Linked DNA regions of Homo sapiens: region 2 is linked to region 1. A link is an interaction called in ENCODE POLR2A ChIA-PET data of the cell type or tissue named here. Cell type or tissue: B cell. All regions are shown on one strand. Each heading gives the region's core, and the rest is flanking DNA. Links, peaks and the distances in the headings are about the cores only.

The links. Peaks named below come from ENCODE experiments on the same cell type or tissue, not always from the same donor. Only the 100,000 strongest peaks of a DNase experiment are listed, where the experiment ranks them.
Region 2: POLR2A ChIA-PET joins it to region 1 with 6 read pairs; 2 of 35 experiments call an interaction of 5 or more read pairs at or near these places.

Annotation. Positions count from the first base shown.
Region 1 is chr17:3,675,265-3,691,938 of GRCh38, reverse strand. It overlaps P2RX5 (purinergic receptor P2X 5), which reads left to right. Exons shown (of 12, transcript NM_002561.4): 2 at 145-295; 3 at 912-983; 4 at 1,259-1,334; 5 at 1,416-1,512; 6 at 1,789-1,869; 7 at 2,309-2,447; 8 at 3,180-3,313; 9 at 3,834-3,927; 10 at 9,961-10,043; 11 at 12,155-12,349. It overlaps P2RX5-TAX1BP3 (P2RX5-TAX1BP3 readthrough (NMD candidate)), which reads left to right. Exons shown (of 15, transcript NR_037928.1): 2 at 145-295; 3 at 912-983; 4 at 1,259-1,334; 5 at 1,416-1,512; 6 at 1,789-1,869; 7 at 2,309-2,447; 8 at 3,180-3,313; 9 at 3,834-3,927; 10 at 9,961-10,043; 11 at 12,155-12,349. Among named protein-coding and RNA genes, the nearest start is that of P2RX5, 13 kb to the left of the region's middle. RefSeq lists an enhancer at 2,423-3,331. In B cell, for the core only: CTCF peaks have their summits at 8,582 and 8,782 (motif pointing left); DNase peaks (open chromatin) are centred at 3,798, 6,548, 7,839, 8,658 and 1 weaker place; H3K4me3 peaks cover 168 bases; H3K27ac peaks cover 2,495 bases.
Region 2 is chr17:3,892,468-3,904,211 of GRCh38, reverse strand. P2RX1 (purinergic receptor P2X 1) reads left to right here. Exons shown (of 12, transcript NM_002558.4): 5 at 188-284; 6 at 581-661; 7 at 869-1,010; 8 at 4,451-4,578; 9 at 5,188-5,278; 10 at 5,663-5,728; 11 at 6,102-6,203; 12 at 6,333-7,620. The coding sequence ends at 6,398. It overlaps CAMKK1 (calcium/calmodulin dependent protein kinase kinase 1), which reads left to right and starts at 11,159. Exons shown (of 16, transcript NM_032294.3): 1 at 11,159-11,273. RefSeq lists an enhancer at 1-398 and silencers at 10,713-11,252, 11,283-11,462, 11,603-11,744. In B cell, for the core only: no CTCF peak of the experiment used is centred there; no DNase peak of the experiment used is centred there.

The sequences.
Region 1 (16,674 bases), core at 3,720-11,719:
AGGAGCTGGTGGGACAGGTGGAGCCCTGAGCCTGCTCCACCTCAACTAGGAGTTGCTGTGACTGCTACCCCACCCCAAGGCCTGGGGAAGCTCCCCGAAGCCAGCAGAGTGGCTGATGCCCACGTACCGGCCCCCTTCCCACAGATGGGTGTTCCTGATAAAGAAGGGTTACCAAGACGTCGACACCTCCCTGCAGAGTGCTGTCATCACCAAAGTCAAGGGCGTGGCCTTCACCAACACCTCGGATCTTGGGCAGCGGATCTGGGATGTCGCCGACTACGTCATTCCAGCCCAGGTCTGAGTCCCCACCTAGCACACGGCCAAGGCTGGCAGGGACTGCCTGGTTCGGGTGGGTCACACGGGAAGCTTCTTGGATACGCAGGGACCCCCATCCATCATCTCTCTTGGCCCAAGACAGCTGCCAGGGCTTGCAGAGAGCAACCCTGTCCAGATCCTACCTCCCATGCCAAACCCCTGCCCTCTTTGACTGTGCCGCGGGTGACTGCTCTGTTCTATCTGAGTCTGCTGAGAACAAATGGGACCCAGAGAACTTTCAGGTCATTGTGAGTCAGGTGGGCTGGCACAGAGAACCCCCCTTCTAAGTCACTGCCTCTGGGAATAGCTCTCCAGCCTGTTCACAGTTGGCCAGGGCCAGGGCAGCCTGAGCCCTGCGCCCACTTCTCCCGGATCCTGGGGCAGTTGGGGTTTGTGAGTCTGGAGGAGATCTATCAATGGACATCTACCTGGGGACTGTGGGGTCCATGAGCAGATGGGCAGAGTATACCAAGTTTGTGGCCCCATTATCCCCAAAACCCAGGCAGAGGGACCGCCCTCTTTCAGGTAACGCTGGAAAGGTGGGGTGGTCCCTAAGGGGCAGGAGGAGGTTCCTCAGTGCCTCTCTGGTTCCTTAGGGAGAGAACGTCTTTTTTGTGGTCACCAACCTGATTGTGACCCCCAACCAGCGGCAGAACGTCTGTGCTGAGGTTTGATTTGGCGAGGGGCCCTGGCGTGGGGGTGGGAGAGCCACCGGCAGTGGTTGGGGTCTACTCTCTTCTGAAGCAAGGGTGTCTGTCCACTCCAAGGGTCTCGGGTGGCTGTGTGCACCCGGGTGTGGTTCCTGCATTATATGGGGGAGAAGTAGGTTCTCAGAGTGTGTGTGGGCCAGGCCGAAGAAGAACCCCTATTCTATCTCCTGGAGTGGGACCCGGCTCTGAGCTGGGGGAACCCCCCCATCCAGGTGCCCCTTCTCTCCTGGCAGAATGAAGGCATTCCTGATGGCGCGTGCTCCAAGGACAGCGACTGCCACGCTGGGGAAGCGGTTACAGCTGGAAACGGTGAGGGCCTGGAGCGGCCACGGGCTGAAGGAGGACTCGGAGTGGGAGGCTCCTGGCATTGATCCTGTCCCACCCCTGCAGGAGTGAAGACCGGCCGCTGCCTGCGGAGAGAGAACTTGGCCAGGGGCACCTGTGAGATCTTTGCCTGGTGCCCGTTGGAGACAAGCTCCAGGCCGGAGTGAGTGGCTGCAGCCTCAGGACCCTGAGGGGTTTCCCAGCCCCGTGCGGTGGGTCCCAGCCTGAGGGTGGAGTCCTGCCCACTCTGGGAGCCTCACGCTGAGGGAGGAGTCAGGCTGTCCCAGCGAGGCCCGACGGCCTCCCCAGCATGAGCAAATTAACTGTCCTGGGCAGAGGCTCCAGGGGACCCAAGGAACAGGCCTCACACTGGCCCAGGCCTGGGGGAGGGGCACAGGGGTGGGGCCTCCTGGACAGGCTGTTCTGGGTTGGTTTTCAGGGAGCCATTCCTGAAGGAGGCCGAAGACTTCACCATTTTCATAAAGAACCACATCCGTTTCCCCAAATTCAACTTCTCCAAGTACGTGGGCTTGGCTACTGGGGGCCACGGGTGGGCCTTGGTCGATGAGGGGCCTTGGCTGGCCCTCCGTGGGTCTCTGCCTGGGGGTGTGTGTGCGCGCGTGTGTGCACGTGTGTGCGTGTGTTCGCGTGTGTGCGTGTGTGCGCGTGCATGTGTCTGTGTGCATGTGTGCGTGCGTTTGTGTGTGTGCGTGTGTTCGCGTGTGTGCGTGCGTGCACGCGTGTGTGCGTGTGTGTGTGATGTCTGCATGTGAGTGGGTGATGTCTGCATGTGAATAAACGGTGGGTGGTGCTGGGGCGCCCCTTCCCCTGCTGTAAAGTGGGGTGTTGCTGCGGGGAGCTGTCAGCACTCAGGTTGGTGAGGGACCGAGTGACTCCTGGCCAGGCCGGGAAACATCAAGTCTTACTTCATTTCTCGGCTGCCCATGGCCTCCACCCAGAAGCAATGTGATGGACGTCAAGGACAGATCTTTCCTGAAATCATGCCACTTTGGCCCCAAGAACCACTACTGCCCCATCTTCCGACTGGGCTCCGTGATCCGCTGGGCCGGGAGCGACTTCCAGGATATAGCCCTGGAGGTGGGTGGGGTGCACGCAGGGAGCCCTCCCTGAGGGCCTGGGGGCACTGGGCCTGGCTCTGTGACGAGGAGGGTGTGGACGGGGACTCGTGGGGCGAGGGTGGCCCTGCAAAGTCACCTGCCCCCAGGGACTCAGTGTTTTCAGAACTGGCTGTGGCACACAGGCAGGCCGTGGCAGCGGGCGAGGGTGGCCCTGCAAAGTCACCTGCCCCCAGGGACTCAGTGTTTTCAGAACTGGCTGTGGCACACAGGCAGGCCGTGGCAGCGGGCGAGGGTGGCCCTGCAAAGTCACCTGCCCCCAGGGACTCAGTGTTTTCAGAACTGGCTGTGGCACACAGGCAGGCTGTGGCAGCGCTCAGACCACGGGCAGTCAGTGAGAGCCAGACCTGGCACCTGCTGTGCGGTTCTGAGTCCTTGGGGCACCAGCCGAAGGTGAGGCAGAGGGACCCCCTTTGGCACATGCTGGCTGGAGTGTGAAGTGCCTGTCCAGAGAGGCCTACCCTGTGCGGCTCCCTTCTCCCTGAAGAACGAGGGAGGCAGCCCTGAGGCAGGGACGACGCAGTGTTCTCAGCCGCTCCATGGGGGGACTAAGCCTCCTGGAGGGTGGTCTCGAGGGGCTGACCTCGTGCCTGAGCACCTCCTCCTATTGTCCAGTGCCGGTGAAGGGCTGGCCTGGGATGCTGTCCGTCTCCGGAAAGCTGTGTGTGCTGACCCTCATCTCTCTTTTATCAAGGGTGGCGTGATAGGAATTAATATTGAATGGAACTGTGATCTTGATAAAGCTGCCTCTGAGTGCCACCCTCACTATTCTTTTAGCCGTCTGGACAATAAACTTTCAAAGTCTGTCTCCTCCGGGTACAACTTCAGGTAACCGCTGCCTTGTGCCCACTTGTGACCTGACCATGATCAGTGGCACTCACTCATCTGGGTGCCAGCACTATTGAGGCCCCTTCCTGGGGGTGGGTGTCAGAGCGGGAGGTGCAGGGACAGATGGCCCAGGAGAGGTGTGGACCCCAGCAGAGTGGCCAGCGACTGAAGCTGGGGGTGCCTCTGGGAGAGGAGAGCGCGTGTTCTTGCCTGTTTCTCTCCGTGAAGCCGAGTCTTGCGGCCTCTGCCGCATCCTTTCCATCCGCGCTTTGGCGACCCAAGGGTTGCTCAGAGTAGGGTGGGGAAGCCCTTGCTCCTCAGGGAATGTCTGGCAGGGATTTCAAATAGCTGGATGCCTCTTTGTTTTTGGCTCAGTGAGAAGGTCTGCAAGCCACTCCTGGGGCTGCTGAGAGTCAGGGTTCCGGGAGTCCTTCTAAGTCCCCAGAGCAGCCACATCAGTGCTGCCTAAAGAGGGAAGGCCAGGCAGGCTGAGGCCTCCCCTGGGCCCTGTCTCCCTCAGATTTGCCAGATATTACCGAGACGCAGCCGGGGTGGAGTTCCGCACCCTGATGAAAGCCTACGGGATCCGCTTTGACGTGATGGTGAACGGCAAGGTGCGTGTGCCTTCTCCTGTTCTGAGGCTGGGCGGGGGGCGGGGGCTGGGAGGGGGACGTTGGGAGGGTCCCTGGGGGCCCAGCTGTGTGTTCTCCTGTTCTGAGGCTGGGCGGGGGGCGGGGGACGTTGGGAGGGTCCCTGGGGGCCCAGCTGTGTGTTCTCCTGTTCTGAGGCTGGGCGGGGGGCGGGGGACGTTGGGAGGGTCCCTGGGGGCCCAGCTGTGTGTTCTCCTGTTCTCAGGCTGGGAGGGGGACGTTGGGAGGGTCCCTGGGGGTCCCGCTGTGCGTTCTCCTGTTCTGAGGCTGGGCGGGGGGCGGGGGACGTTGGGAGGGTCCCTGGGGGTCCCGCTGTGTGTTCTCCTGTTCTGAGGCTGGGCGGGGGGCGGGGGACGTTGGGAGGGTCCCTGGGGGCCCAGCTGTGTGTTCTCCTGTTCTCAGGCTGGGAGGGGGACGTTGGGAGGGTCCCTGGGGGCCCAGCTGTGTGTTCTCCTGTTCTGAGGCTGGGCGGGGGGCGGGGGACGTTGGGAGGGTCCCTGGGGGCCCAGCTGTGTGTTCTCCTGTTCTGAGGCTGGGCGGGGGGCGGGGGACGTTGGGAGGGTCCCTGGGGGCCCAGCTGTGTGTTCTCCTGTTCTCAGGCTGGGAGGGGGACGTTGGGAGGGTCCCTGGGGGTCCCGCTGTGCGTTCTCCTGTTCTGAGGCTGGGCGGGGGGCGGGGGACGTTGGGAGGGTCCCTGGGGGTCCCGCTGTGTGTTCTCCTGTTCTGAGGCTGGGCGGGGGGCGGGGGACGTTGGGAGGGTCCCTGGGGGCCCAGCTGTGTGTTCTCCTGTTCTCAGGCTGGGAGGGGGACGTTGGGAGGGTCCCTGGGGGCCCAGCTGTGTGTTCTCCTGTTCTGAGGCTGGGCGGGGGGCGGGGGACGTTGGGAGGGTCCCTGGGGGCCCAGCTGTGTGTTCTCCTGTTCTCAGGCTGGGAGGGGGACGTTGGGAGGGTCCCTGGGGGCCCAGCTGTGCGTTCTCCTGTTCTGAGGCTGGGCGGGGGGCGGGGGACGTTGGGAGGGTCCCTGGGGGCCCCGCTGTGTGTTCTCCTGTTCTGAGGCTGGGCGGGGGGCGGGGGACGTTGGGAGGGTCCCTGGGGGCCCCGCTGTGCGTTCTCCTGTTCTGAGGCTGGGCGGGGGGCGGGGGACGTTGGGAGGGTCCCTGGGGGCCCCGCTGTGCGTTCTCCTGTTCTGAGGCTGGGCGGGGGGCGGGGGACGTTGGGAGGGTCCCTGGGGGCCCAGCTGTGTGTTCTCCTGTTCTCAGGCTGGGAGGGGGACGTTGGGAGGGTCCCTGGGGGCCCAGCTGTGCGTTCTCCTGTTCTGAGGCTGGGCGGGGGGCGGGGGACGTTGGGAGGGTCCCTGGGGGCCCCGCTGTGTGTTCTCCTGTTCTGAGGCTGGGCGGGGGGCGGGGGACGTTGGGAGGGTCCCTGGGGGCCCCGCTGTGCGTTCTCCTGTTCTGAGGCTGGGCGGGGGGCGGGGGACGTTGGGAGGGTCCCTGGGGGCCCCGCTGTGCGTTCTCCTGTTCTGAGGCTGGGCGGGGGGCGGGGGACGTTGGGAGGGTCCCTGGGGGCCCCGCTGTGCGTTCTCCTGTTCTGAGGCTGGGCGGGGGGCGGGGGACGTTGGGAGGGTCCCTGGGGGCCCCGCTGTGCGTTCTCCTGTTCTCAGGCTGGGAGGGGGACGTTGGGAGGGTCCCTGGGGGCCCCGCTGTGTGTTCTCCTGTTCTGAGGCTGGGCGGGGGGCGGGGGACGTTGGGAGGGTCCCTGGGGGCCCCGCTGTGCGTTCTCCTGTTCTCAGGCTGGGAGGGGGACGTTGGGAGGGTCCCTGGGGGCCCCGCTGTGCGTTCTCCTGTTCTGAGGCTGGGCGGGGGGCGGGGGACGTTGGGAGGGTCCCTGGGGGCCCCGCTGTGCGTTCTCCTGTTCTGAGGCTGGGCGGGGGGCGGGGGACGTTGGGAGGGTCCCTGGGGGCCCCGCTGTGCGTTCTCCTGTTCTCAGGCTGGGAGGGGGACGTTGGGAGGGTCCCTGGGGGCCCCGCTGTGTGTTCTCCTGTTCTCAGGCTGGGCGGGGGGCGGGGGACGTTGGGAGGGTCCCTGGGGGCCCCGCTGTGCGTTCTCCTGTTCTGAGGCTGGGCGGGGGGGCGGGGGACGTTGGGAGGGTCCCTGGGGGCCCCGCTGTGTGTTCTCCTGTTCTCAGGCTGGGCGGGGGGCGGGGGACGTTGGGAGGGTCCCTGGGGGCCCCGCTGTGCGTTCTCCTGTTCTCAGGCTGGGAGGGGGACGTTGGGAGGGTCCCTGGGGGCCCCGCTGTGCGTTCTCCTGTTCTCAGGCTGGGAGGGGGACGCTGGGAGGGTCCCTGGGGGCCCCGCTGTCCAACCTGCCTCGCTCACTGGCCTTGTCTCTATCTTCCAGGCAGGGAAGTTCAGCATCATTCCCACCATCATCAACGTGGGCTCTGGGGTGGCGCTCATGGGTGCTGGGAGTACCTCCCCTCCCTCCCCGCGTCCCACCCTCTCCCCGGCGGCCGCACTGGCAGGGAGGGGGAGGCTGCTGTTCAGGAGGACCGTGTCCCAGTGCCCCCAGAAAGAACCAGAGCTGGCAAGATCAGAATAGGCGTGGGAAAAGAGGGCTTTCTGGGATTTCACGCTCTGCCAGCTGTCCTCAGGTAGCAGTGACAGCCCGAGTCTCTTTCCAGAGCCAGGGAGGCATGTGCTGGTAGCTCTGCAGCTGTGCATGGGTTTAGGTCAGTCCCCAGCCGAGGCGTGGCTGGGATATCCCTGGGATCCCAGGTGAGTCCCTGAACTTCTAAAGTCTCTATCTCTACTTCTGCTAAAAGAGGGCAGGATTAGGCCGGGCGCAGTGACTCACACCTGTAATCCCAGTGCTTTGGGAGGGTGAGGTGGCGGATCACCTGAGGTTGTGAGTTCGAGACCAGCCTGACCAACATGGAGAAACCCTGCCTCTACTAAAAATACAAAAATTAGCCAGGTGTGGTGGCACATGCTTGTAATCCCAGCTGCTCAGGAGGCTGAGGCAGGAGAATCGCTTGAACCCGGGAGGAGGAGGTTGCGGTGAGCCCAGATCACACAACTGCACCCCAGCCTGGACAACAAGAGCAAAACTCCATCTCCAAAAAAAAAAAAAAAAAAAAAAAAAAGGGGGCAGGATTAGGCTGCAGACAGTTTCTTAGCCTGGGTGCTGCTGACTTTTTGGGTGGGAGAATTCTGTGTTGTGGTCTTACACACATCCTTGGACATGCCCTTAAACATTCCACAATGCACAGAGGGCTGTGCTGGGTGTCGTAGGAGGTTTTTGTTTGTTTTCTATTTCATATTTCACACTTTTCTGGTCGATACTATATTTTCCCAGACCCTGAGGATGTTGATTTCAGAGACAGGGTTTTTGCTCTGTTGCCCAGGCTGGAGTGCAGTGGCATGATCATGGCTCACTGCAGTCTTGAACTCCTGGGCTCAAGCGATCCTCCCACCTCAGCCTCCCCACTAGCCAGGGCTGCAGGTGCACCACCACCTGTGGCTAATTTTTAAATTTTTTGTAGAAATGGGGTCTCACTATGTTGGCCAGGCTGATCTTGAACCCCTGGGCTCAGGCAATCCTCCGGCATTGGCCTCCCCAAGTGCTGGGATTATGGGCGTGAGCCACCGCGCCCAGCCCATTGTAGGATGTTTAAGAGCATTCCCGGTTTCTACCCACTAGATGTTAGGGGCACCCTCCCCTGCAGTTGTGATGGAGCAAAATCCCAGCTGGCTGAGAACCACCCGACTGAAAGGCTGAGAGGCAGGGAAGGCAGCCCTGTGACTCTTCCTTAGAGGTGGCCCTTCAGTGGGGCCGGGAGCGGCTCACAGGGGAGGAGACACAGGGACTGAGGGCAGGGAAAGGCGTCCTGAGTCTACACTGCCCCGTGGTCCTTCTGGAGTTTTTGAGAGCCATGGGAGTGGTCAGTGCCCATCCCGGCAGGTCCCTTTCCCAGGTTTCTGGCAGCCTCTTCCCTCATTCCTCTCCCTGTGCACACAAGACAGCCCCACTGGAGGAGTCCATTGGGACCCAGGGGTGACTTTTGTTAAAACCTGGAAAATTGTGTCCCATACCAGGACCACGTTCCTGGGAGGGGGTCAAGAAAAGTGAGCTCCACATGGATCCCTACCTGCAGACAGTCACTGGGAGGGTCCTGGATGTTTGCGCCTGTTACTTTCTTACAGAAGGCCCACCTTCAGCTATCACTTTTCTTTTTTTTTTTTTTTTTTTGAGACGGAGTCTCACTCTGTCGCCCAGGCTGGAGTGCAATGGCATGATCTTGGCTCACTGCAGCCTCTGCCTCCCAGGCTCAAGCAATTCTTCTGCCTCAGCCTCCTGAGTAGCTGGGATTACAGGCGTGCGCCACCGCGCCCGGTTAATTTTCGTATTTTTGTAGAGACAGGGTTTCACCATGTTGGCCAGGCTGGTCTCCAACTCCTGACCTCAGGTGATCCGCCCACCTCGGCCTCCCAGTGCTGGGATCACAGGCGTGAGCCACTGCGCCCAGCCCATTCATCACTTTCTTGTGATGTGGGTAAAATCAGAGCACCCTCTGGGGACAGACCTGTGAACTGGAAGTAATGGCGCAGGAAGAGGTGGTGGTCAAGGTTAGGTTTGGGGTTGGTCTCTGGGGAGCAGCGAATTGGTAAGCAACATTTTTGGCATCTAGGGGATGGATGTGCAGCACCCAGGGTCAGGGGACCAAGATTCCTTGTTGGCCCCTCCACCAACCCTTCCCACCTCCACTCTCCTCTATCATTCAGGCCCCAACCCTGCCCTGTGCTGTGGGTGGAGTCTCCCTCTGCTGGAGGAGAGGGGCAATTGCATCGCTCTGGTCCGTAGGGCACGTTTTGGGTGTGAGGGGCTGAGCTGGGGTCGTCCACCTCATCATCTTCCTTTTTTGTTTGTTTTTGCTTTTGTTTTTGTCTCTTTTGAGATGGAGTTTTGCTCTTGTTGCCCAGGCTGGAGTGCAGTGGTGCGATCTTGGCTCACTGCAACCTCCACCTCCCGAGTTCAGGCGATTTTCCTGCCTCAGCGTCCTGAGTAGCTGGGATTACAGACACCCGCCACCACGCCCAGCTAATTTTTGTATTTTTTAGTAGAGACAGGGTTTCACCATGTTGGCCAGGCTGGTCTCGAACTCCTGGCCTCAGGTGATCCGCCTGACTCGGCTTCCCAAAGTGCTGGGATTACAGGCGTGAGCCACTGCACCTGGCACCCATCATCTTTCTTTGACTAGCACCATAGCGTCCTTGTTGGTTAGAACCCTTCCAACCTATCTCACACTGACTACCACAGGGATCTTTCTAAATGCCAAAATTCGGGCTGTGGTGCCTCCGCCTCACCTAAAGGATGAGGACCAATGCCTCGGAAACATTCTAAGAAGCCTAACAGGCCAGTCCCCATCCCCTTCTCCAGAAGCGCATCTCCCTCTTCCCGCACAGGCCCTGCGGCATTTCCCAGATGTGACAGGCTTGTTCCTCCCTCCGTAATGTCCTTCCACCTCTTTGTCTTGTATAAACTCCTCTTTAGTCCTTAAGGACTGAATAGGGACCCTCCCCAGGCTGAGTGAAGTCCTATGTGGGTCGTCATCGACACGCCTGTCTCCTGCACCAGAGGGAGAGTCCCCAGGAGGTCTCTCTTGTCCAGATCCTCTCCGTACTTCGGTGCAGACACTGGCACGTGCTGGGTGCCCAGCAAATGTGTTGAAGGAACGATTGGATGGGGTCCGGGTGGTGCGGGGTCGGGGAGTGCCTGGCCTGTGGGATCGGGGGAGCTCCAGTCCAGCTTGAGCTCCACCATGGACCAGCTCTGTGGTGTCGGACAAGGGTGCCCCTTGCTGAGCCCAGTTTCCTCATCTGTTAAATGGGGACAGTGATGCCACCTTTAGGGGCTGTTGCAGGATGGAAGGGGCAAAGTGCCCTAAATGAACAGTGCTCTCAGAGGTCTAGGATTCTGAATCAGGAACCCCTGTTTTGCAGGGTGCTTTCTTCTGCGACCTGGTACTCATCTACCTCATCAAAAAGAGAGAGTTTTACCGTGACAAGAAGTACGAGGAAGTGAGGTCAGTTCCGCTTCCAGGCCGGCGGCCCGAGGGCAGCCCTGTGGAGCACCCCCGTGGCTTCGAGCCTTTGCCCTGATGTGATATTGATGGCTGGGGTGGGAGGCAGGGGCTGGAGGGCCCGGGGAGGAGAAGTGTTCTGAGTACATGCTCTACAGAACCGGATTCGGCCTCGGCAGCAGTGGGAGGAGAGGGCGCTGTGGGCCACAGGGCGGGAGACGGAGTTCACAGGCTCCGCCTGATTCTGGACAAGTCCCAGGCCTCCCCGGGCCTCGGTTTCTCTATCTGGGAGATGAGAGAGTTGGTTTACCAATCGAGTGGTGTCTGCAGCACTTCTGTTTTGGGATTCTTGGACTTGGTGGTCCTGGTGCGCCGGGGCTGAGGGAAGCTGGAGTAGTAAAGGAAAGAAAAGCGGATATTTTCTTCCATGCAGAGGCTGTTTCCGGAGTTTCCTGGGCCCTGGGTTCGGTGGGGTGTGCGTGTTCACAGCGGCAGAGCACAGCGTGGGTGGGGAACCCTGATGACTGTGGGAGGGCGGGAAGGGGAAGGGGCTGTGGCTTCGGCCTTTGGGGAAGGCCTTCTGGAGAAGCAGGGATCAGAATGGGAATTGGGACAGACACCTTAGTACTCCCTCAGCACCCCCACAGCCTGGGACAGTGGGTGCAGGGTCTGCCTGGGTCATTCGCCTTACTGCACTCCAGCTATGGCCTGAACCCCAGCCCTGGGTTATAGCCGTGCGCCCTGACCCTGGCCACAGGCTGAACCCCAACCACAGTCCTGACTGTGCTGCTGAAGGAAGCAGGGTAGAGGAAGCCGGGTGGAGGACGCTGGGTGGAGGATGCAGGGTGGAGGACGCTGGGTGGAGGACGCAGGGTGGAGGATGCAGGGTGGAGGATGCAGGGTGGAGGACACTGGGTGGAGGATGCAGGGTGGAGGACGCTGGGTGGAGGACGCAGGGTGGAGGATGCAGGGTGGAGGATGCAGGGTGGAGGACGCTGGGTGGAGGATGCAGGGTGGAGGACACTGGGTGGAGGACTCAGGGTGGAGGATGCAGGGTGGAGGACGCTGGGTGGAGGATGCAGGGTGGAGGATGCAGGGTGGAGGATGCAGGGTGGAGGACACTGGGTGGAGGATGCAGGGTGGAGGACGCTGGGTGGAGGACGCAGGGTGGAGGATGCAGGGTGGAGGATGCAGGGTGGAGGACCCAGGATGGAGGAAGCAGGGTGGTGGCCTGCAGGGTGGAGGACCCAGGATGGAGGAAGCAGGGTGGTGGCCTGCAGGGTGGAGGACCCAGGATGGAGGAAGCAGGGTAGAGGAAGCCGGGTGGAGGAAGCAGGGTGGAGGACGCCGGGTGGAGGACGCTGGGTGGAGGACGCAGGGTGGAGGATGCAGGGTGGAGGACACTGGGTGGAGGATGCAGGGTGGAGGACACTGGGTGGAGGACTCAGGGTGGAGGATGCAGGGTGGAGGATGCAGGGTGGAGGACGCTGGGTGGAGGATGCAGGGTGGAGGATGCAGGGTGGAGGACGCAGGGTGGAGGACACTGGGTGGAGGACGCAGGGTGGAGGATGCAGGGTGGAGGATGCAGGGTGGAGGACACTGGGTGGAGGATGCAGGGTGGAGGACACTGGGTGGAGGATGCAGGGTGGAGGACGCTGGGTGGAGGACGCAGGGTGGAGGATGCAGGGTGGAGGATGCAGGGTGGAGGACGCAGGGTGGAGGATGCAGGGTGGAGGACACCGGATGGAGGACTCAGGGTGGAGGATGCAGGGTGGAGGATGCAGGGTGGAGGACGCTGGGTGGAGGACGTAGGATGGAGGAAGCCAGGTGGAGGATGCAGGGTGGAGGATGTAGGGTGGAGGGAGCTGGGTGGAGGACTCAGGGTGGAGGACGCCACGTGGAGGAAGCAGGGTGGAGGACTCAGGGTGGAGAGAGCAGGGTGGAGGATGCAGGGTGGAGGGAGCCGCATGGAGGAAGCAGGGTGGAGGACACCGGCTGGAGGAAGCAGGGTGGCGGCCTGCAGGGCGAGGGATTCTTCAAGGCCCACTCCGCCCGTCTAGGAGGGGAGGCACCCTGCAGGGCCGTCCCAGGTGAACAGCTTGTATCTTGTCCAGGGGCCTAGAAGACAGTTCCCAGGAGGCCGAGGACGAGGCATCGGGGCTGGGGCTATCTGAGCAGCTCACATCTGGGCCAGGGCTGCTGGGGATGCCGGAGCAGCAGGAGCTGCAGGAGCCACCCGAGGCGAAGCGTGGAAGCAGCAGTCAGAAGGGGAACGGATCTGTGTGCCCACAGCTCCTGGAGCCCCACAGGTGAGGCCACTGCTAGGCAGAGAGCCCGACAGCTGGGTCCTGCAGAGAGGGGTCCCCAGTTGGGGCTTCTCATGCCTGGCAGCTCCAGCGGACCCCTCTGCTCTGGTGTGAGCTGGCCACAAGGCAGGACATCTAGGAACTGGGAGAGCCTCTGTGGGAAGGGGCTGGTGCTTTACCCCGCAAGGTCCCCCTTAGCTCCCGAGACCCTGGATGGCCATGGGTGCCTGCTGTGCCATGCCGGCGCTCAGATGATAACAGCGCGCTGCTCCACAGCACTGACTCTCTGCCTGGAACCCCTCTGTACTCTCCGTATTTGTTAACTCATGTAAGCAACTGAATCAGATAGACACCGATCTTCCCCATTTTACAAATGAGGAAGCTGAGGCACAGAAAGGCTCGGTAATTTGCTCAAGTCACACAGCCGGTGAATGGCAGCGCTGAGATTTGAATCCCGGCAGTGTCTGTAGGATGAGGTTCTCCTGAGTTACTCTGCCTTTGCCGAACGTCTCTGTGCTCAGATGACCCCCCCTCAGCCCCTCTTCTGTGTGCGATTCTGGGGCTGCCCCGGCCTCAGGAGGGTGCTGGCCGTGCTGCCAGGGGGGTCCTTGGGCCGCGATTCCTGGGGGCGCTGGCTTCTCTGCAGACGAGGCTCAGCCTGCGTGGGGAGGGCGTCTGGCTGGGTGGGGGACCTGTCTCGGGCCTGCTCTGCGTCTGCCTTGCAGAGTACCTGTGCGGTGAGCAGGTGCCTGGCCCTTTCTGTGCCTTGTTTTCCCTTTTTTCCCCTCCCAGTGGGGGCTGGACACCTCCTGCTGTCAGACTGGGGTTCTGTGACTCTCTTGCAAACCACACCCCAGGTACTCACTGACCTTGGTGGCCTTTCTCCTGGCCCAGCTTTCATTCCTTGCTGACTCAGGAATTGGCAGCGTTCAGCTGGGAGCTGGGCCTGGGCAGGGAAGGAGCAAGAAATAGACTGGGCTGGAGAAGAGTGAGGAGAGAGAGAGGCAGGGGCTGCAGCAGTGGGGCAAGGAGGCTGGAGGCTAGGGGTCCGTATGGGGTAGACCCAGAGCCTGGCAGCCCTCCTGTGCTCCCTGAGCTGACTCTTACTTCCTGGGTGCTCACTTGAGCTCCCATTCTGAGCAAGCGGGAAGCCCGACGGCCTGGCTTGTCTTGGCTGAGCCTCGCTGAGGCTTGTGGGAGGCTGTGGACTCACAGGCCCACGCTCCAGCTGCCACCGCAATTGCTGCTACTCCTTGCCGGGGCAACTCCAGAGGCTTCTGCCTGAGCATCTATGCGTGCTGGGCTTCCGCAGGAACCCTGGCAGGCTGTGCTCTCTCTGAATGCTCTGCCTGCCTGCAGTGCTGCCAGGAGCGTTGCTGCCTCTGGTGAGGCTGGCCCACCCACCGGCTCCCGACAGTCCTCTCTGCCCTGTGCGCCCCCTCCCGCCCACACACAGGTCTGGCCATTTGCAGAATGCACAGGTGAATTTGGAGCAGCTGCAGACAGTGGAGATGTAGCCAGGGCTGCTGGCTACCAGCAGTGTCGCTGAAAACTTTGGGGCCAGAACAACCCGCAGCTCTGAACTGGGTAGAGGAGTCTGTGCCTGCATGAGACAGGGGCTTCCAGGCACAGCCATCTCTCCTGAACTTTGGGATCTTGCTGCAAGCTTTTTGCTGAGTGAGGAGGGGAGCCTCCCAATGGTCAGAGGGGCTCGGACCTAGAAGAGGAGTCCCTGGAGCAGGTGTCCAGGGAAAGGGACAGGCCAGGGTGCTGAGCGGAAGTGGAGTGTTTGGATTTTCCCTCAACCTGGCTGCACCTTCACTCATTCATATGAGCTGTAAACATGTATTGACGCATGCTGTGTGCTGGGCCCACCAAGAGGTGCTTAAATGAGATGCTGACCTAACCTCAGGGAGAGGGGCCCGCGTGTAATTCCTCCAAAGCCAACAGAGACATCACAGCCAGGCCCAGCCACTCCAGCTGGCCTTCCTCTAGCCTCTAGCAGGGTTTCCGAAATCCCTGCCGAGAATGATGGTTGCTCAGAGAAAGCTCTTGGACAACACCCAAGGGGACATTTGGGCTTGCCCCAAGGATAAAATTTAAAGGTGGCCATGGAGGCAACCAGGAAAGGACTGGAGCAGTCAGGAGGCAGCTGGCTCTTAGTGGGGAAGCCAGCTCCTGGGGAGTCTAGGTAAGATGGGGAAGGGGAGGCAAGAGGCCTCTGCTCCATCTGACTCCACCAGCCTCGGGACGCCCGGGGAATATGGACCTGCCCAGATGGGAGATACAGTCGCCTTGACCCTGCCGAGCTCCTGCCCTCCCCACCCCTCCTCAGAGGCTGGGCCTGAAGTGCTAATGAGATCAAGGATGGCGCCACTCAGCAGGTGTAAACGGGCTGAGTTAGGGAGGCCCTCATTCCCCTCCCTCCGTCCCCACCTGTCTTATGCCACGGCCACACCCACCTACCGCACCCTCAGCTGCTCTCTGCCTCCATCGCTGTAGGGCCTTGCTTTTTATTTATTTATTTTTTTGAAATAGAGTCTCGCTCTGTCACCCAGGCTGGAGTGCAGTGGCGTGATCTTGGCTTACTGGAACCTCCGCCTCCCAGGTTCAATCGATTCTCCTGTCTCAGCCTCCTAAGTAGCTGGGATTACAGGTGCCCACCACCATGCCCGGCTAATTTTTGTAGTTTTAGCAGAGATGGGGTTTCACCATGTTGGCCAGGCTGGTCTCCAACTCCTGACTTCAGGTGATCCGCCAGCCTTGGCCTCCCAAAGTGCTGGGATTACATGCGTGAGCCACCAAACCCGGCCAAGCCTTGCTATTTAAAGTGGGGTCCAGGGACCGGAGCCTGCTAGAAATGCAGGTCCCAGCTCCCCCGCCCCCCACCCAAATCAGAACCTGTGTTTCAACAAGATTCCAAGGTGATCTGTGTGCACAGTGACATTTAAGAAGCCCTGGTTCTCAGGGGAAAAAGGCCAGCTTTGGTGGATGGAGCCAATTTCTAGGTCAGACTTACACGCATGCTGCCTAGAGACCAAGAGGCTTCCTCCCCCACCCTGAAAGCAGCAGTATGCTCAGCTGATTTAAGTTACAATATTTTGACTGGGTAATACTTACATGATTCAAAGTTTAGAAGGTGCAAAGGATAGTCAGTGAAAAGCAACCTCCGTCCTCCCGGTTCCCCAGAGGCAGCCAGTGTTACTAATGCAGGAGGCTCCCTGATTTTGCCGAAAACTCGTGTGGTTTCTTACACATTCACTCAGGTAATGAACTTCTCCTGACGCTGGCGCTTAAGACCCAGTCTCCCCTGTCAAAAATGGACATGAAGTACGTTTCGATGTTGGGCTTGGGAGCTGACTAGCTCTCTTCTCCTACCCCGTTGTATGTGAGTTGTCTCCCCGTAAACCCAAGGTGAGAAACCTGGAGCTCAGCCCTCGCCATTGCCCGAGCCACCTGGCAGAAAAGTGCTCCAGCGCCGCCCTCACTCAACCAGTCCCAGTGCTGTCTGGGCGGCTCCCTGGAAGCATCCTCTTTGGAGGGGTTCTCTCTGCACACAGAAAGGCGGGGGTGGTGAGAGCATCCCTCCACTGAGGCTTTGGAGAGGGATGTCAGGGGCCCAGGGACATGGTCTCCAGAACAGGAACCCTCCTAGAGCAAAGCAACTTCCTCGCTTTGGGTTTTCTGGGAAGGGAACCTGCAACAAGCCTATACTGCTCTCTGATTAGAAAGTAAAGATCCAGGCTGGGCGCAGTGGCTCACACCTGTAATCCCAGCACTTTGGGAGGCCGAGGCGGGTGGATCACGAGGTCAGGAGTTCGAGACCAGCCTGGCCAATATGGCAAAACCCCATCTCTACTAAAAATACAAAAATTAGCCGGGCATGGTGTCCACATGCCTGTAGTCCCAGCTACTCGGGAGGCGGAGGCAGGAGAATCGCTTGAACCTGGGAGGCAGAGGTTGCAGTGAGCTGAGATCATACCACTGCACTCTGGCCTGGGCGACAGTGAGACTCAGTCTCAAAAAAAAAAAAAGAAAGTGAAGATCCAGGTGATCCACTTAGGTGTGTCACTTCTTCACTGACGCAAAGCCTTGCATTTTTATAACTTGGTGACTTTTAGGTTTGGGAGGAAGCAAAAAAGGCAGGGGTCATGGCTGCTGATTTTAACCAGACTTCGAAATGGCTGGCAGAAGCCACAGAACCTGAGGATAGTCATACTATTTGTTTCATATTGCAACAAAAATGTCTTCCTAGCCGGGCACGGTGGCTCACGCCTGTAATCCTAGCACTTTGGGAGGCCGAGGCGGGCAGATTGCCTGAGTTCAGG
Region 2 (11,744 bases), core at 35-8,034, 220 kb before region 1:
GGGAGGGACTCCCTCCTGCCGTCTCCCCTCCTCCGCCCTGGCTTGGCCTGCCCGTCCGGGACCCAGCCACGTTTCTGTCCTTGGCTCCTTTGCTTGAGTGGCCCGTCACTGGGAGCTCCTGGAGAAGGGGTCTGGGGCGGCCTCCTCTGTTTAGTGCAGGCACCCAGGGGTTTCCCTCTGGCTCCAGGCATCCGCACGGGCAAGTGTGTGGCCTTCAACGACACTGTGAAGACGTGTGAGATCTTTGGCTGGTGCCCCGTGGAGGTGGATGACGACATCCCGCGGTAACACTCTGACCTTCCAGAGAGCTAAGAACAGGGTCCCAGGCCAGACAGAGGGGGGCCTAGGTCTAGAAAGGATCTTTACCCCTTTTTCTGACCCCACCCTCACCCCATCCGCGCAACCTAGGCTGAAGATTCCCCTGGGTCCTGGCCACGCTAGAGCACACCCACCCCTCCACCAGCCCAGGGCTGCAGGCGGGTCCCGGAGGCTCGGCCCACCCCCTGCTGTGCCAAGCTCTGTGTGGGACACACAGGGGGCCTCCTGGGGAGGGGCGGTGAGTGCGTGTGGTGTCCTCCAGCCCTGCCCTTCTCCGAGAGGCCGAGAACTTCACTCTTTTCATCAAGAACAGCATCAGCTTTCCACGCTTCAAGGTCAACAGGTGCGTGGGAAATTCGGGCAGAAATGCAGGCAGCTGGCCGGGGCCGCTCCGGCAGCTCTCAGCTGTCTCTGTCTCCCTCCATTCCTGCTGGCGTGGAAGGAATCAAAGGGGCAATGTGGAGCCTGTGAGGGGTCCCCAGGCTTTGGGGCGTGGTGGGCACCCTCCCGGATGACACACAGCAGCTGTCAACACCTTCCACCCCCACAGGCGCAACCTGGTGGAGGAGGTGAATGCTGCCCACATGAAGACCTGCCTCTTTCACAAGACCCTGCACCCCCTGTGCCCAGTCTTCCAGCTTGGCTACGTGGTGCAAGAGTCAGGCCAGAACTTCAGCACCCTGGCTGAGAAGGTATGGAGCATGGTGCCAGGCACGTGGGGAGGGCTGGGCCGCAGGATCCTGATAAAGGCTTTTTAGGCCCAGTTCATCTTCCCAAGTCTCCTCGGTGAGGGCTGAGTATATGTATGGGTCTGTCCCCTGATACTGGGGCCCCCTGAGCGTCAGATCCATGTCTTCAGCAGGTCCTGGCATGGAACTGGCACGAAGGAGGTGCCCAGAATGAACGGATGTGGGCAGACCTTGTCATCTGGATGTTTGTTGATGCCCTGCTTTAAAAAAAAAAAAAAACTAGATAAAAGCAGCTTGGTCAGGTGCGGAGGGTCGTGCCTATAATCCCAGCACTTTGGGAGTCAGAGGCGGGTGGATCACTTGAGGTCAGGAGTTTGAGACTAGTCTGGCCAACATGGTGAAATCTCCTTCTCTACTAAAAATACAAAAATTAGCCAGGCATGGTGACGCGCACCTGTAATCCCAGCTACTAGGGAGGCTGAGGCAGGAGAATCACTTGAACCCGGGAGGCAGAGGTTGCAGTGAGCTAAGATTGCGCCACTGCACTCCAGCCTGGGCAATGGAGCAAGATTCCATCTCAAAAACAAAAAAAAAACAAAAACAAAAATTGGCCGGGCACAGTGGTTCACGCCTGTAATCCCAGCACTTTGAGAGGCCACGGTGGGCGGATCACCTGAGGTCAGGAGTTCGAGACCAGCCTGACCAGTATGGTGAAACCCCGTGTCTACTAAAAATACAAAAAAATTAGGCAGGCATCGTGGCATGCGCCTGTAATCCCAGCTACTTGGGAGGCTGAGACCGGAGAATCGCTTGAACCTGGGAGACAGAGGTTGCAGTGAGCTGAGATCACGCCACTGCACTCCAGACTCGGGGACAGAGCAAGACTCTGTCAAAAAAAAAAAAATACAAAAATTATCTGGGTGTGGTGGCGGGCACCTGTAATCCCAGCTACTCAGGAGGCTGATGCAAGAGAATTGCTTGAACCCGGGAGGCGGAGGTTGCAGTGAGTCGAGATTGCACCACTGCACTAGTCTAGCCCAGGCGACAGAATGACTCCGTCTCAAAAATAAAAATAAATAAAAATAAAAAGGCAGCTTGAATCCTATAGCCTATGGCCCTGAGAAATCCTGTGCCCTGGGATCCTCGCAGTCACCTGGGATTCCGAAGAAGCAGTCCCTATGAGCGCAGAACTAGCTGACCGGGTTCAAATCCCAGCTCTGCCCCAAACGAGCAGTATGAACTCAGACAAGTCTCTTAACTTCAGTGGGTGTGAGTTTTTGGACCCACCGACGGGGGGCAATAATGGTGCCAGTCTCGTGGGGTCGCCCCGAGGGTCAAGTGAGTTGACGCGGTGTGCGTGGCGTGCCTCGCTGCCTGGCACGTGGGAAGCCTATACACCTGGCAGAGTTGACGCCGTGTGCCTGGCGTGCCTCGCTGCCTGGCGCGTGGGAAGCCTGTACACCTGGCAGCACGTGTCCCTTATTAGTCCTGCCCTTGCAGTTGCCTGTTCAAGAACGAAATCAATCCCTTTTCTGTGATGTTATCAAAATAACCCACTCACGACACATTTGTCTGTCTACAAGGGAGGTCAGCAAACTTTTTTTTCAAGGGCCAGATAGTAACTATTTTCAGCTTTGCCGGCTATATGGGCTCCGTGCCAACTACCCAAGTCAGCTGTGGAAGGGCAAGGGCAGCCACAGACCATATGTGAAGAGTGGACCTGGCCATGATCAGGCCCATGGGCCTCAGTTTCCTGACCCCTGGAGGGGGTTGATGCCGGAGCAACACACATGCTGAATGTTAGACCTCCCTGTTCCTAAAAATCTCCCTGTCATCAGGGCTGGGTGCGGTGGCTCACGCCTGTAATCCCAGCACTTTGGGAGGCCAAGGCGGGCGGATCACGAGGTCAGGAGATCGAGACCATCCTGGCTAACACGGTGAAACCCCGTCTCTACTAAAAATATAAAAAATTAGCCGGGCATGGTGGCGGGCACCTGTAATCTCAGCTACTCAGGAGGCTGAGGCAGGAGAATCGCTTGAACCTGGGAGGCAGAGGTTGCAGTGAGCCGAGATCGTGCCACTGCACTCCAGTCTGGGTGACAGAGCAAGACTCCGTCTCACAAAAAAGAAAAAAAAAATCTCCCTGCCATCTTCAACTGGGAACTTCTCAGTAACTAGGCTCCTGGCAAGTTTCCCAGCTCCCTGTCCCCTTCTCTGACCACCTTCCAGCTCTTCTCCTGTTGCTCAGCCTATCTCCACCTGTCCCATTACTCGCCTCGCCCAGAGGAGCTTCGCTTTCTCCAATGTTTTCTTCCCAATCCAGGTCTTCACAGATTCCTTCTTTAATTAATGCAGTAATTGTCTGCTTGCCTCCCACACTGTGACCTGTGCCAGGAACTCAGGAGTTGGTGATGAATGAGACAGATAGCTTCGTCCTCCTGGAGCTTACAGTCTTGGAGGAGATGGGTTAATACATAATCACACTAAATAAACTTATGATTATAAAGCGAGAAATGCTCCCAAAGAAAACACACGAGTGAAACAGAAGGGAATAACAAGGACGTATCTGGGTTACAAGAGCAGGGCGAAAATAAATAAATAAATAAACAAGAAATGGTCAGAGAGCTGGAGTGTGGAGGGTAATGGGAGGGAAGGCCAGTGAGGGTGACAGGACCTCTACCCCAAAACAGTTTCTCAGTATCTTTTCTTAAATAAAAAATGTCCAGTTTTTTTTGTTGTTGTTGATTTTTTGAGACAGAGGCTTGCTCTGTTGCCCAGGCTGGAGTGCAGTGGTGTGATCTCGGCTCACTGCAACCTCTGTCTCTCGGGTTCAAATGATTCTCCTGCCTCAGCCTCCCAAGCAGCTGGGATTACAGGCACCCGCCACCATGCCCAGCTAATTTTTGTATTTTTTAGTAGAGACGGGGTTTCATTGCGTTGGTCTGGCTGGTCTCGAACTCCTGATCTCAAGTGATCTGCCCACCTCAGCCTCCCAAAATGCTGGGATTACAGGTGCGAGCCACCACGCCCGGCTCCAAAATGGTCTGTTCTTGAGAGAGTGCGTGTACCAGCTGTGAGATGGGCTTTTTTTGTTTGTTTGTTTTTGAGACAGAGTCTGGCTCTGCACCCAGGCTAGAGTGCAGTGGTGGGATCTCGGCTCACTGCAACCTCCGCCTCCCAGGTTCAAGTGATTCCTCTACCTCAGCCTCCCAAGTAGTTGGTATTACAGGCGTGCGCCACCACACCTGGCTAATTTTTGTATTTTTAGTAGAGACGGGTTTTCACCCTGTTGACCAGACTGGTCTTGAACTCCTGGCCTCAGGTGATCCACCCGCCTCTGCCTCCCAAAGTGCTGGGATTACAGGTGTGAGCCACTGCGCCCGGCTGAGACAGGGGTTTTTGATCCTGAAATCCCAGATCTTAACTACTTGTGTCCCTGGCAGGGTGGAGTGGTTGGCATCACCATCGACTGGCACTGTGACCTGGACTGGCACGTACGGCACTGCAGACCCATCTATGAGTTCCATGGGCTGTACGAAGAGAAAAATCTCTCCCCAGGCTTCAACTTCAGGTGTCTGCCAGGCCCCCAGCAGCACATTCTTCCTTGTGGTCCTGCGGGCTTTTCTACTCCCAGAACACTTCAGGTCTGAGAAAGTGTCCCCAGAGGGGAGCAGAGGGTCCTGGGCAGCTCTCATTCTGCCTGGGTGGCCATGCAGGAAGCCAGCAGGGAGAAAGATATTGAAGTCTCAAATCCCCTGTCCCTGGGTCTCAGACCCCTTCAGGCCCACCTGGCCAGGACTAGCTGGGGAAATTGCTGACATTGGGAGCTGGGGCAATGGCTGAGCACAGCAGCCCACACCTGTAATCAAGGCATCTTGGGGGGCTGAGGTGGGATTGCTTTGAGACCAGGAATCTGAGGCTGCAGTGAGTTGTGATTACACTACTGCACTCCAGCCTGGCGACAGAGCGAGACTCCGTCTCACAAAAAAAAAAAAGAAAAAGGAGTTGGGGCAAGAGTTGAGTACAACTTTCCCAGAATGAGGCCTGGGATCCTGCCCGGTGTTGGGGATGAGGCTGTACTCAGAGACCACTAAATCTCCTGTATCCCTGATGCGCTAAGAACTCCAGACCCAAGACAGTCCCCTCCATCACCCTCCTGCCACCTCATCCCTTCCCCAAGGTTTGCCAGGCACTTTGTGGAGAACGGGACCAACTACCGTCACCTCTTCAAGGTGTTTGGGATTCGCTTTGACATCCTGGTGGACGGCAAGGTGAGTGTCCAGTGTGAGGGTGGTGGCAGCTGAGACACATTCTCAGCTCCTGTGAGTACCTTTGGGCATCTACAGTTATAGACAACCGGAAGTTGGGTGGGTTCATCCAGCAGTTTTACTTCTAATAACAGATGGTCATGGGGCATGTCCAGAGCAGGGCTTTGCAACCTGTGGCCATGCCTCCCCACAGTCTCCTTGCGCTCAGGGAGGCAGAGCCAAGGTCAAAACCCAGGTCTACTGACCAGCAGCTGGTGGCCCATGTAGAGTCCGAGGTGGGGACAGTTCACAGCCGAGGGTGGGGAAGTCCCCTTGTCCCAGGTCCGGCCTTTTCCAGCTGGGCCCCTTCCGACGGTTAGCCCTTCTCTCCCTGGGTCCTGCCACCAGGCCGGGAAGTTTGACATCATCCCTACAATGACCACCATCGGCTCTGGAATTGGCATCTTTGGGGTGGTAAGTGCTGGGGTCACCGGCTCACTGTGCTGGGGTTGGCCCCTCCTCTTCCACAATTCAGTAGCAGCAAGACGTCCCTCACCCTAAAACTTGACCCTAACTGTCTATCATTTTTGAGCCAGCAGCTGCCCACCCCACCAACTACATAGATCTAAGAAAACCAAGGCCCAGAGCTGGGGCAGGACAGAGTTGGGGTGGAACCATCTTGGTCCCCTGAGAGTCCTGCAGGGCCTCATCCACCCTCCAGGAAACTGGCCTCCAGTGAGGTCAGATCCAGCCAGGGCCTCACCACCAGGGACTGAGGTGGGATGTGGAGGGCTCCGTACCCACCCCCGGATTCCCACGCTGTCTCCGTGCCCTTCCCTGACCCCAGGCCACAGTTCTCTGTGACCTGCTGCTGCTTCACATCCTGCCTAAGAGGCACTACTACAAGCAGAAGAAGTTCAAATACGCTGAGGACATGGGGCCAGGGGCGGTAAGAGAACCCCCCGAGCCAGGCCCTTCGAAGGCCTCCGGCGCTTGTGTCTGTGTTGGGGTGGGGGGCGTGGGCAGCTGCTTCCCCAGCACTGACTTGTATCCCCCAACCCTTGCACCACGTACACAGGCTGAGCGTGACCTCGCAGCTACCAGCTCCACCCTGGGCCTGCAGGAGAACATGAGGACATCCTGATGCTCGGGCCCCAACTCCTGACTGGGTGCAGCGTGAGGCTTCAGCCTGGAGCCCTGGTGGGTCCCAGCCAGGGCAGAGGGGCCTCCCCAGGAAGTCTCCTACCCTCTCAGCCAGGCAGAGAGCAGTTTGCCAGAAGCTCAGGGTGCATAGTAGGAGAGACCTGTGCAAATCTGAGCTCCGGCTCCGACCCCACACACCCTGAGGGAGCCCTACCCTAGCCTCAGCCGCTCCTGGTGGGGAATGGCTGGGGCTGGGCAGGACCCTCCCACACACCTGCACCCTAGCTTCGTGCTTCTCTCTCCGGACTCTCATTATCCAACCCGCTGCCTCCATTTCTCTAGATCTGTGCTCTCCGATGTGGCAGTCAGTAACCATAGGTGACTAAATTAAACTAAAATAAAATAGAATGAAACACAAAATTCAATTCCTCGGCTGAACTAGCCACATTTCAACTGCTCAGTAGATACGTGTGGTTAGTGGCTGCCATACTGGACAGCTCGGGGCATTTTCACTGTCAAAGAAAGTTCTATTAGACAGCCCTGCTTGAGCCCTGTTTCTTCCTGGCCTTCGGTTTCCCTGGGGAACTTATCGACAATGCAAGCTCCTGGGCCCACCCCCAGACCTCCTGAACCAAAAGCTCCAGGGCTGGCCGTATGATCTGTGTGGATGGCAAACTCCCCAGGCCATTCTGGGACCTAAGTTTAAGAAGTGCCGTCCTCGAACTTTCTGACTCTAAGCTCCTGAGCGGGAGTCAGACTTAGCCCTGAGCCTGCACTTCCTGTTCAGGTGCAGACACTGAACAGGGTCTCAAACACCTTCAGCATGTGTGTTGTGTGCTCACGTGCCACACAGTGTCTCATGCACACAACCCAGTGTACACACCACCTACGTGCACACAGCATCCTTCCACACTGTGTATGTGAACAGCTTGGGCCCTGCAAACACAACCATCTACACACATCTACACCCCCAAGCACACACACATGGTCCGTGCCATGTCACCTCCATAGGGAAAGGCTTCTCTCCAAGTGTGCCAGGCCAGGACAGCCCTCCCAGCCATGAATCCTTACTCAGCTACCTCGGGTTGGGGTGGGAGCCCCAGCCAAATCCTGGGCTCCCTGCCTGTGGCTCAGCCCCAGCTCCCAAGGCCTGCCTGGCTCTGTCTGAACAGAAGGTCTGGGGGAAGCGACGGGTGGAGTACAATAAAGGGAATGAGGACAAACCTCTGCCGTCCGTGCTCTCTTTCCAGACCTCTCTGAAACACAGTGTGCTCGTCTGTGAAATGTGGGGCTGAGCTGGGCAATCTCTGAGATCCCTCTGGATCTGCCGGTGGGGACCAGTGAGCCGACTCATACGCCCTGAGCCCAGCAGGGTCAGTGCTGGGTGGAGAGGTCAGCTCACCTCTGTCCACGGGTTGCCATCTTGGCACAGCCCTGAACATTGGCGCTCTTCCCAACCCTCCATGGCTGGGAGAGGCCTGGCAGTGGCACAAGTAGAGAACCCCAGGAGTGGCCTCGTGAAACAGTGGGGAGGAAGGGGCTGGCTGTGCCAGGAGGGAGATCTGGCGGAATCCCAAAGAGGGGAGGAGGGACTTGACTGAGGCTGTGTGGAGGGCCCTGCTGTGGGCATGACCTCAGGCCTGGATTTACAGCCAGGTAGGATCTCTGGGCAGCATCCCCCACCCAGTCACCATGCTCTGTCTAGACCAGTGCCGTCCCATAGAACCTTCTGGAATGATGGAAATATTCTCTATCTATGCTGTCCAATAGGGTACCCAGAAGCCACAGGTGGCCTCGGTGGAAATATGCAGCCAAGGAAATGAAATTCGTATTTTATTTACTTTTAATTAATTAATCAATATTTTTTTTTTGAGACGGAATTTTGCTCTGTCGCCCAGGCTGGAGTGCAGTGGCACGATCTCGGCTCACTGCAGCCTCCAGCCCCTGAGCTCAAGCAATTCTCCTGCCTCAGCCTCCCAAGTAGCTAGGATTACAGGTGCCCACCACCACGCCTTGCTAATTTTTTTTTGTATTTTTAGTAGAGATGGGGTTTCACCATGTTGGTTGGCCAGGCTGGTCTCAAACTCCTGACCTCAGGTGATCCGCCTGCCTCGGCCTTCCAAAGTGCTGGGATTACAGGCGGGAGCCACCATGACTGCCCAATTTACTTTTAATTAATTTAAATAGTTACATGTGACTAGTGGCTACCAGACTGGACAACACAGGCCAGCCCCTGCCATCTCCCTCAGGGCCTTGGCCTTCTGCCCTCTTCCCCAACCAAGACCTATCATTTAGATTTTATAAGACTGGAACTTCCTCTTCTGCCCCCCCTTCTTTCTCCAGACACACCTGCTTTTGCACTTTCTGCCCCCTTCCCTTCCAAGTGAGCAGAAAAGGGTCCCTCCTCTGTATTCAGCCTCACCACCCAGCCCAGAGGCTGCCCAGCAGAAGCCACCTCCATTCTCCTACCCCTACATCTGTCCCCCTCTTCTGCCTCCTCCTGGCCCAGGTTCCCCAGCAGCTCTGCCCCTCTCCCCTCACTGCAACCCTTCCAGAAAGACCAGTCCACACTTCCCTCTGCAATTGGCCTCCACCCCAACCACTTCTCCTAGGTGCCCTTGCCAAGGTCACTGGCAGTGTCCTGGTTGCCAAGTCTTAAGCAGACACTTGGGCCCCATATCCTGCTTGGCCTGACAGCTTCTCACATTGTTGTCCAAGCCTTCCTTGTCGAAAGATTTCCTTCCAGCAGCTCCTAGGACACACCCTTTCCTGACTTCCCAGCCTGTCTGGCGTGCAAGGAAAAGACAGGTTTCAATTGCAGCTCTGCCACAGTTCACTGTGTGTCCTTGGGGGAAGTGGCTTAACTCTCCAAGCCTCCTCTGTGAGTCAAGGATAATAACAACTTCTTTTTTTTTTTTTTTTTAAATAGAGACAGAGTTTCACTATGTGGACCAGGCTGTTCTCAAACTCCTGGGCTCAAATGATACGCTCCACCTCAGCCTTCCAAAGGGCTGGGATTACCGGCATGAGCTACTGCACCCGGACAATAATAGCTTTTAGTAGGGTTGAGGAAAGACCTGTAAACAGCACCTGGCATACAGTCGAGCTCTGCCCCTCAATCTATCCACCCTCTCAATGGTGGAGTCCACTAGTTGTTCCGGATATCTGTTCTCCCGGTAGCAATTCAGTCCTTGGTTCTTGGTTGGGCATGTGGCTGCCCAGAATGGAAGCTGCATTTCCCAGCTTTCTCTTGCAGCTGGGTCTGGTCATGTTAAGTAAGCTCAAGCGGTGTATGTGAAAGTGCCACGTGGCAACTTCTGGGAACTTTCCTGAAAAGAGAGCTGGTGCAGACCCTCTGCCCTCTTCTTCATCCTTTTCTCCACTCCACTGCCTGGAATGCGTTATGTGATTGCTGGAGCTCTAGCTGGTATCCTGAACCATGAGGTCAAAAGCCACACTCAAGTTGCTGGAATTATTCATTCAACAACATCCACTGAGCACCTGTGCCATGCGACAGGCTGTGTGCTGGACGAATCAGGCACAGTGCTTGCCATCCAGGAGCTCCCAGTCCCAATGAGGAACCAGCAGGTAAACAGATGCCAGGTACAAGGAAGTACCTGGGTGGGGCCACTAACCCATGCTGGAAGTGGGGAGGTCATGGAGAAGGTTTCCAGGCAGAAGTAGGATTGAATTGAACCCTGAAAGACGAGTAGGCGTTAAACAGGCAGGTGGCTGGGAGTAAGGCTATACAGGGCTTGATTAGACCTATTCTCACGGTGAGCCATAGAAAATGCCTCTCGGTGGACTTGTGTTCCTGAAAACTTGCTCTGGGTGCCAGGGAGAGAAAGGCTAGTAGGAGGTGAGACTGGATGGGGCTGGAGGCCAGGGAGGAGGCTGCTGCAGCAATCAGGGACAAGATGGTGGTAGCCTGAGCTAAGGGAGGGGAAGTGGGGTGGAGAGGAGTGGGCCGATTCCAGGGATAGTTAAGAGGCAGTATGGCAGGGCCTGGAGATGGACTGGTTGGAGCAGGAAACAGGGAGGCAGCAGGTGACTCCCAGGCTCCTGGCTCCACTTCGAGACAGGGACGCAGGAGGTTAGATTTGGGGGAAGGATATGGGGCAAGTGGTGGTGCCAGAGGATTCACACGCGGAGGCGTTAGGGGAAGAGGTGGCGGCAGAGTCCCCAGGAACAGCCACAGCGAAGGTCACCTCACTGTCCTGCTGAGTTCCCTCTACTCCCTCGGCCCTCGCTAGGCCATTCCTGTCGCCGGCTCACCGAGCAAGCACTTCACTCTGTGCTAAGCCACCTCTCGGCCTCTCTGCCCCCGCCCCGCAGAAGCTACACTCCTGGGCCTGCCATTCAAGGCCTTCCTCCCCGGGCCTCGCCCCTCCCTCGCACGCACCGCGCCTCGCCCGGGAGGGAGGGGCGCTCTGGCTCCTGCAGGCCGGGATGGGGGCGCAAAGGGTTTGGCGGGGAAGCACGGTCCCCTGCAGGCCCAGGAGAAGGGCCCACGCCGCGGCCGGGAGGGACTTCGGGGACCCCAGGACGCCGGGGGCGTGGCGAGGTCGGCCCCGCCGCAGGGGAGGGAGGGCCCCTACCGCGCCGCCCACCGCGGTCCCTTAGTCCAGGAGGGGGCGGGAGTCCCGGGCTCCGATTGGGCGGCGCTGGCGGGGCCGTTCGCTCCGACCAATGAGCGCCGGCCGGGCGCGGCGGTGGGCGGGGCAGCGAGCGCTGCCCGGAGCCGCGGCGCCCGCGGGCTGAGCTCGGCGATCTGGGCCCCAGCGAGGCGGTGGGGCGGGGCGGGGCGGGGCGGGGCGCGCAGCAGGAGCGAGTGGGGCCGCCCGCCGGGCCGCGGACACTGTCGCCCGGCGCCCAGGTAGGGATCGGCGGGGCGGGGACGCGGGCGAGGAGCAGGAGGACGAACGCCTTAACACCTGCCCCGAGCCTGCAAGGGAGAGGCGGGGGGGGTCTGCCAGGCCGCGTCTACGAGGGAGCTGGGATCTGGTCAGGGCGGGGATCCTTCCCCTTCTGTCTGCGGGGCCGGGTCTGCGGGGTGCCTCGCGGAGTCTGCTCGGGTCTGCGCCGGCCGCCGGGACCGCATCGCCGCGGGTGCCCCGCCGTCTGCGTTCTTCCCCGCTTCTGTCTGCGGACCGCATCCATCCCCGGTGCACTGTCCCCCGCGCCCGGCTCCTGGTGGAGGCCACGTCTGTGCGGAGTGGGCCCGGCCCGGGGCACCCACGTGCGGTTCTCCGCGGAGCGCTCCTCCCACGGCCCGCCGGAGCGTCTTCCTGCAGGAGCCGGGGGCGGGGTGGGAGATGAATGGGGCGGCGGCGGCGCGCGGCTCAGG